Linked DNA regions of Mus musculus: region 1 is linked to region 2. A link is a contact called in ENCODE Hi-C or POLR2A ChIA-PET data. All regions are on one chromosome and are shown on one strand. The core of a region is the stretch at or near the end of the contact, and the rest is flanking DNA. Distances in the headings are between cores, read along the strand shown.

Region 1 (2,964 bases), core at 438-2,937, 140 kb before region 2:
GGAGAATAGAGGGGTAGGGATGGGGAGAAGAGGGAGAAAGAAGAGGAAGAGGAAGAGGGAGATAGAGAGGAAGAGGAAGAGAAGAAAAAAACAAGAAGAAGAGGAGACGGAGGAGGAGGAGAAAGAAAGAAGAAAAGGAGGGGGAGGAAGTGGCAGCCACCACAAATATTTTCACCCCCCCCCCCAATCACTTTTTGGTTTAAGATGTGGCACTTCCTTTGCCAATCTTATTAAAGTTCTGTTATTTATTTTTCTATTAAAAAAGTGACCCCCCCCAATCTGCGATTTTGACAGCACTTACCTTTGGCATTCGTCTCCCTAAATGTAGTTGTGTTTCGTTATTCCGGACGTGGAGGGCAAGCTCATCCCAAATCTGTGCTTCACTCATGAGGGGAGATCCAACCAAGAAGGCAACATACATTTCCATTCCCCCCCCCCTCCGCTATTCTTTCAGGACGAAGCAGAACAAGCAAGCCACCCTGATAAAGCCAGAGGGCGCCAAAGTGCCGCGAACGGAACTTCCAGGGCTCAATGGGTTTGCGGGATGGTAAAATTGGCTTTTGTCTGAAGAAAGAGCTGTGGTTCTAGAAGATGTCACCATGTGTTAGTTTCCAAATTTAAATTTTTATTTTGCATTTTATTTTTGCCAACAGGTAAGCATAGCGAGCATATCTCCTAACCGTGGTGGCTATTGTGTGTCGCGGTGCTACCCAAAGTGCTCGTCGACCAGGACACGAGGACTTGGCGCGGATGGCCACAGCCTGGCTGGGCGCGCTTCTGAGTAGCATCTTAAGCAGCCGAGAGCTGGTGACTTCCATGAAAGCACAGGCACAAAAAGTCGAAGCCCCTTTTCCTAGGGTGCATTTCTTCCTTTCTTTCTCTCCGAAGTCGGGAGAACGTACCCTGAGGCGGTGCCGCCCACCCTTCCAACCCAGACCTGAGCTCTGGGCGGTGGCGCCTTGCAAAGCTGGAGCCTCCTGGTCGGGCCCCGAGGGCGAGCATATGCCGGAGGCGTCCCAGATGCTTGCCTTGGGGGACACCCTAAAACCAGCGGATATCTGTCTTGATGGTTTCAAGGGAGGCATCGCATCTTCCCCAGGCTCACTGCCTACGTGATAGCAGAATCTAAGCCCGTCGTCTGGAGCGGGGCTGGATTGGGGTGCAGAGAAAGCTGGTTGCGGCGGGGGCGTAGTTCATCAGCCCCTTAAGTCTGAGCGAGAGCCTGAGCTACTTATTCAATGCTTTCAAATAAAATGTGTGCGAGACAGAGAGAGGAGAGAAATCCACAGACAGTCCCGCCGGGGGTGGGGGTGGGGGTGGGGTGGGGGGGGAATGGAGGGGCGTGTAAGGAGGGAATAGGAGGAGGGGGGCTGACAGAGACTGTTGGGGAGGCGGGTAAGGGATCTGGATGTGGAGAGCAGTGGGTGGGGGTGACTGTGCGGGTGTGGTGACGGGGGGGGGGCGCTGGATCACGGGGCGTCTCGGGGCGCAGTGGCTGCTGGTGGAGAGAAGTTGGGGGACCCCCTCCTGGGTGGCGGGGCGCGAAAGGAGCGGGAGGGGTGCGGGCCGCGGGCTGGGAGAGGAGGGGCGGGCGCGAGGCGGGCGGGGTCGGCGAGCGGAGGAGCTGGGCGGGCGGACGCGCGGGGGGGAGGGCGCTGGGCAGGAAGGGGAGGGGGAGCGATCGAGAAATGCAGAGGCTGCAGCGGCGGCGGCAGTAGCGGCAGCGGCGACGGCGGTGGCGGCAGCGCTCCAACTCGCTCCACGCTCCGGGCTCCGCCGTCGAGCCGGGAGAGAGAGAGCCTTTGCTGAGCGACCAGCCACCCGGCCGGACGACACCAGCCACCCGGGCCCCTTGGAGGCACCGCGCTCACCCAGGGCCGCCACAGGCACCCAAAGCCGGTAAGGAGGCGCGCCGTGGGTCCCTAAGGCCACCGCGGACTCCGGGCCACCGGTTCCCCAGGGCCCCGCCCCACCCCGAAGCCTAGGGTTCTCCAACGGTGCAGCCGGGGTGCGGCCGGGTGTAGACACAGTGGGCATGGGATTCCTCTATGTGGGTTCTGTCGCATTTGGAAATCCAAGGTGATGCTCTCCCCCAGGTGGACAGCTTCGGCCTTTCGTAGGGTGGGGGACTTGGAGGGGGTGGCGGCGAGGCGGACGAACCGAGTTCGGGAGGGAGGGGGTGGAGGGTGGGGAGCCGCTGGTGACAGCACCGAGACCACTGGCCACGGTTCTGTGGGCTGAACCCAGCCTTCTGTCAGCGGAACCCGCACAGCCACGGAGAAGGCGCTCGGTGTGAGGGGCGCAGTAACAGAAGATGGAGGATGGGGGTGGGGTGGGGTGGGGAGGGAGAAAGAAGACGCGGAATCTGGTCAGATCGGAAGGGGCGGGGGTGGCTTGGCCCTCGGGACTCCTGGATCTTGGTTTAGGGTAACCGAGGAACACGAGGTTCGGAAGGCGGTGTGCACGTCCGGGGCAGATTAAAGCCCCCAGCCTGGTCTGCGGCTGAGCTGTCTTCCCACTAACCTGTGGACGTCGCCAGCATTTTATTTTATTTTTTGAGCCTTGCGCTCAGAGAGCGGGCCGCGCGCCTCCACCGCCGCCCCAGCCTGGGGGAAGGAGGGGTGGCGTGTGGGCTTGAACCTGACAGCCCGCGGCCCGAGCGGGCTCAACCCTTCTGCAAGCCAAGATTTCTGTAGATTTTTTCCCCCGTAGCTCAAACGCTACAACCCAACGTCTGGTTCCCGCTTCCCCACACCATTAAAAGAAAAAAAAAAAAAAAAACCAGAATCCCTGGATCGGATGGCACACAATGCGTGGCTGGGGACCGCATTCTTTTCATGAATATTCATCGAACGCTTGGCCCTGTTCCTAATCTGCTTCCCCCCGAGACGTTTCCGCCTTGGAGCGAACTCGGTGGACGGCCTCTGCCCCAGTGATTTTCACGCTGTTCAAAGGAGCACAGCG
Region 2 (2,700 bases), core at 165-2,664:
AAAAAAAGCAATCCCAAATAAAACCGCAGAGCAGGTAAATCCTTGGAGATCTAAACACCTCAAAGTCCAGCAAGCGCCACTTCTCGGGGCAGAAGCAGTGGTACCAGCCAGATCCAGCCCAAGAGCAGAGGCCCCAGGAGATTCCAGAAAGCTGCTCAGAGGAGAGGAAAGAAACAGTATCAAATAAGTCAAAATACAGCAGACACAGCCCAGCTAGTGGAGCCCAGCACCGGAGCACTGACTGAATGTCTGCAAATCACAACGGACGCAGGCTGCTCAAGACTGTCGTGCGATGAGGAGGAGTTGCTGATGTGTCTCTAGGCACACAAAAATTGGAGTGTCGTGCATGTGTAGACGTCTGGGACTCAGCATGTTTTGGCTTACGTTACTTCAGCGTGAGAAGCAGTGTGCAGAATTATGGTTATTAGCCAATAAGAAACATCAGGATTATGCCTGCACATGTTGCTAAATGGAATGGGGAGTTTACAGTACTTGGGATGTCTCAGATAACGTCAAGGCTGAAAGCGTTAAGCCCCGTGGTCTGTGAAAGTCGTATCTGAGCTGATTATTTCTTGGAGTATGGGAAAGTTTAGAGGTTGTGTTAGACCTCACCGTTGAGATGAAAGAGCTGCATTTATTTCATAGAGAAATGAGCCATTGCTTTGGAGTGATCACCTACTGAACAAAAGTATTAAAAATAAATATGACCTTATACAACAGTTCATGCTTACATACAGAACTCCCACAGGTATGCCCCATGTGTATTTACAAACCTTGCCTACACAAACGCAAATACACGCATGTGTGCTTACACACACAGGTACACAAACGAAACTTTCCTGCCTCCTTTTTCTCGTGTGTGTGTGTGTGTGTGTGTGTGTGTGTGTGTGTGTGTGTGGCCTTGCCCTAGCACTCTACCGCTGAGCTACATCATCACCCCGTTCTCTTACCTCACTTATTTATTTATAGGAAAAGCTGTGAAAAGATCTGGCTACTCTTCCTGTTTCGACATCTCTCAGCAGAAAGTCTACCCAGAAGGCGGAAGTAAAAGACAGTTTGTGGAATGGTTTTTTTTTTCCCCCTCAGCTGAAAGCAGACTTTAAGACAGCTATTTTATCTGATCTGTGTCACTGAGTGACTCATCCCCCCCCCCCCCCCCCGCGTGCTGCAAGTCGCCCTTAAGCACGTATTTCTAGGGCTTTCTGTGCTCATGCACTATTGACAAGCAATCCCCTGCTCCGTTCCCACGTTCCCTGAGGTGCTGCTTGAAGTCTGTAGTGAGCTAGTACTTCATTAAGGGATCCTCAGGGGTGGGAGGGCAGAAGTCTGCTATGTCTCCTCACCAGCTGGCAGAGCAGCTGCCTCCCTACCTGCGTTTATACTAATAGTCACTGACAAGGCTTAGTAGGCCAAGGGGTCTGGGTTCTCTGACGCCACAGCTCTGACCTCCACCCCTGAGGGAGAAATTCCAGATACCCAGCAGTTGAGTTTGAAGAGGGAGGAAGGTCAGTTGGAAGGGAAGAAAGCCCTTGCTCAGAGACTGGGTTGAAGTCACCCTGGAGACTCCCGACATCCTTTGTTTGCCTTCACTCTTTGAAAGGACAGGGTTCCAAGGCGCACACATGCCTGGGATGGTCTAAAAGGTGAAGTGACAGGCAAACATTGACACAGTGAACATGTAAAGGAAAAAGGAGTTAGTGCCTAGACTCAGAGGGTATGTTTGGTTTGTTTCCTGACACTTGTTGACTTGCTTGTGTGAGCTTTTACAATCTAACCTTAGGGAGAAAGTCAAAAGTGATTCCCATGGCAGCCCAGTGGGCCTCAGGCAGTAAGGGAGGAGACATTTGGTGAGAAAACAGATAATTCAGTAGGAATTTCTTTGTAGATTTTGCAATAAGTTGTAGAAGAAGAAAGATGAGGTTTTTTTTCTAGTTTATTTCTGAAAGAGTTAAAGTAGATTTTTTTGTTTTTGTTTTTGTTTTTTTGTTTTTTTTTAAGAGCATCTTCTGACTTTGTCTGAGCAAGGGAGAGTTAAGACATGTTAAGAATTGTCCACACTGTCCTGGGCCTTTGGGAGGAAAAAACAAAGGCCTGCCTTCTTGTAACCAAGTAGGACATCGAGAGAGATTGAGAGATTTGGGCCATGACATGCCCTTGGGACCATTTGCACCAAAGTGTTCCTGTGTTCCTGTTGACGGTGAGGAATGGGAGTTTTTCAGGTCCATGAGTCAGGGTCACCTGTTCCAGTGAGTCACAGAGGTCAGAGGTCATGGCTCAAGCAGTAATTGTTGAAGAGGAAGTAGCAGCCAAGTGGTTTTAGAGGCCAGATATGGTAGTTTTTGGAGGGGTTAAGTGGAGACTCAGACCAGGAGTCCCATGCTATTCAAAGAGTTATTCCTTGTAAGTTTTCTTTTTTAAAGATTTATTTATTGTATGTATATGAGTACACTGTAGCTGTCTTCAGACACACCAGAAGAGGGCATCAGATCCCATTACAGATTGTTGTGAGCCACTACGTGGTTGCTAGGAATTGAACTCAGGACCTCTGGAAGAGCAGTCAGTGTTTTTAACCACTGAGCCATCTGTCCAGTCCCTCCTTGTAATTTAAAACAAGGCCCAAAGCCTCAGGGTGGGGGGGGGGGTAAGGAATCCCCTAAACCAATGGTTCTCAACCTATGGGTTGTGACCCTGTAGGGGGTC

Evidence for each region. A loop is a pair of places that touch in the nucleus more often than their neighbours do. ChIA-PET counts read pairs that join two places held with the same protein, here RNA polymerase II (POLR2A).
Region 1: a map of gastrocnemius shows a loop between it and region 2 (3-fold over the local background). The contact joins the promoter of Basp1 here to the enhancer-like site in region 2. A Hi-C loop is called at or near these places in 4 of 37 maps with a recorded cell type or tissue (Patski, gastrocnemius and left cerebral cortex). POLR2A ChIA-PET finds 5 or more read pairs at or near these places in 1 of 5 experiments (Patski).

Annotation. Positions count from the first base shown.
Region 1 is chr15:25,412,487-25,415,450 of GRCm38, reverse strand. It overlaps Basp1 (brain abundant, membrane attached signal protein 1), which reads left to right and starts at 1,687. Exons shown (of 2, transcript NM_027395.2): 1 at 1,687-1,899. Gm48957 (predicted gene, 48957) reads right to left here and starts at 1,261. Exons shown (of 4, transcript NR_168943.1): 1 at 302-1,261.
Region 2 is chr15:25,268,170-25,270,869 of GRCm38, reverse strand. No RefSeq gene overlaps it. Among named protein-coding and RNA genes, the nearest start is that of 4930445E18Rik, 23 kb to the left of the region's middle. Within about 2 kb of position 1,414, at least 1 of the 3 ENCODE cell types and tissues checked has a DNase peak (open chromatin) inside an H3K27ac peak, as active enhancers do.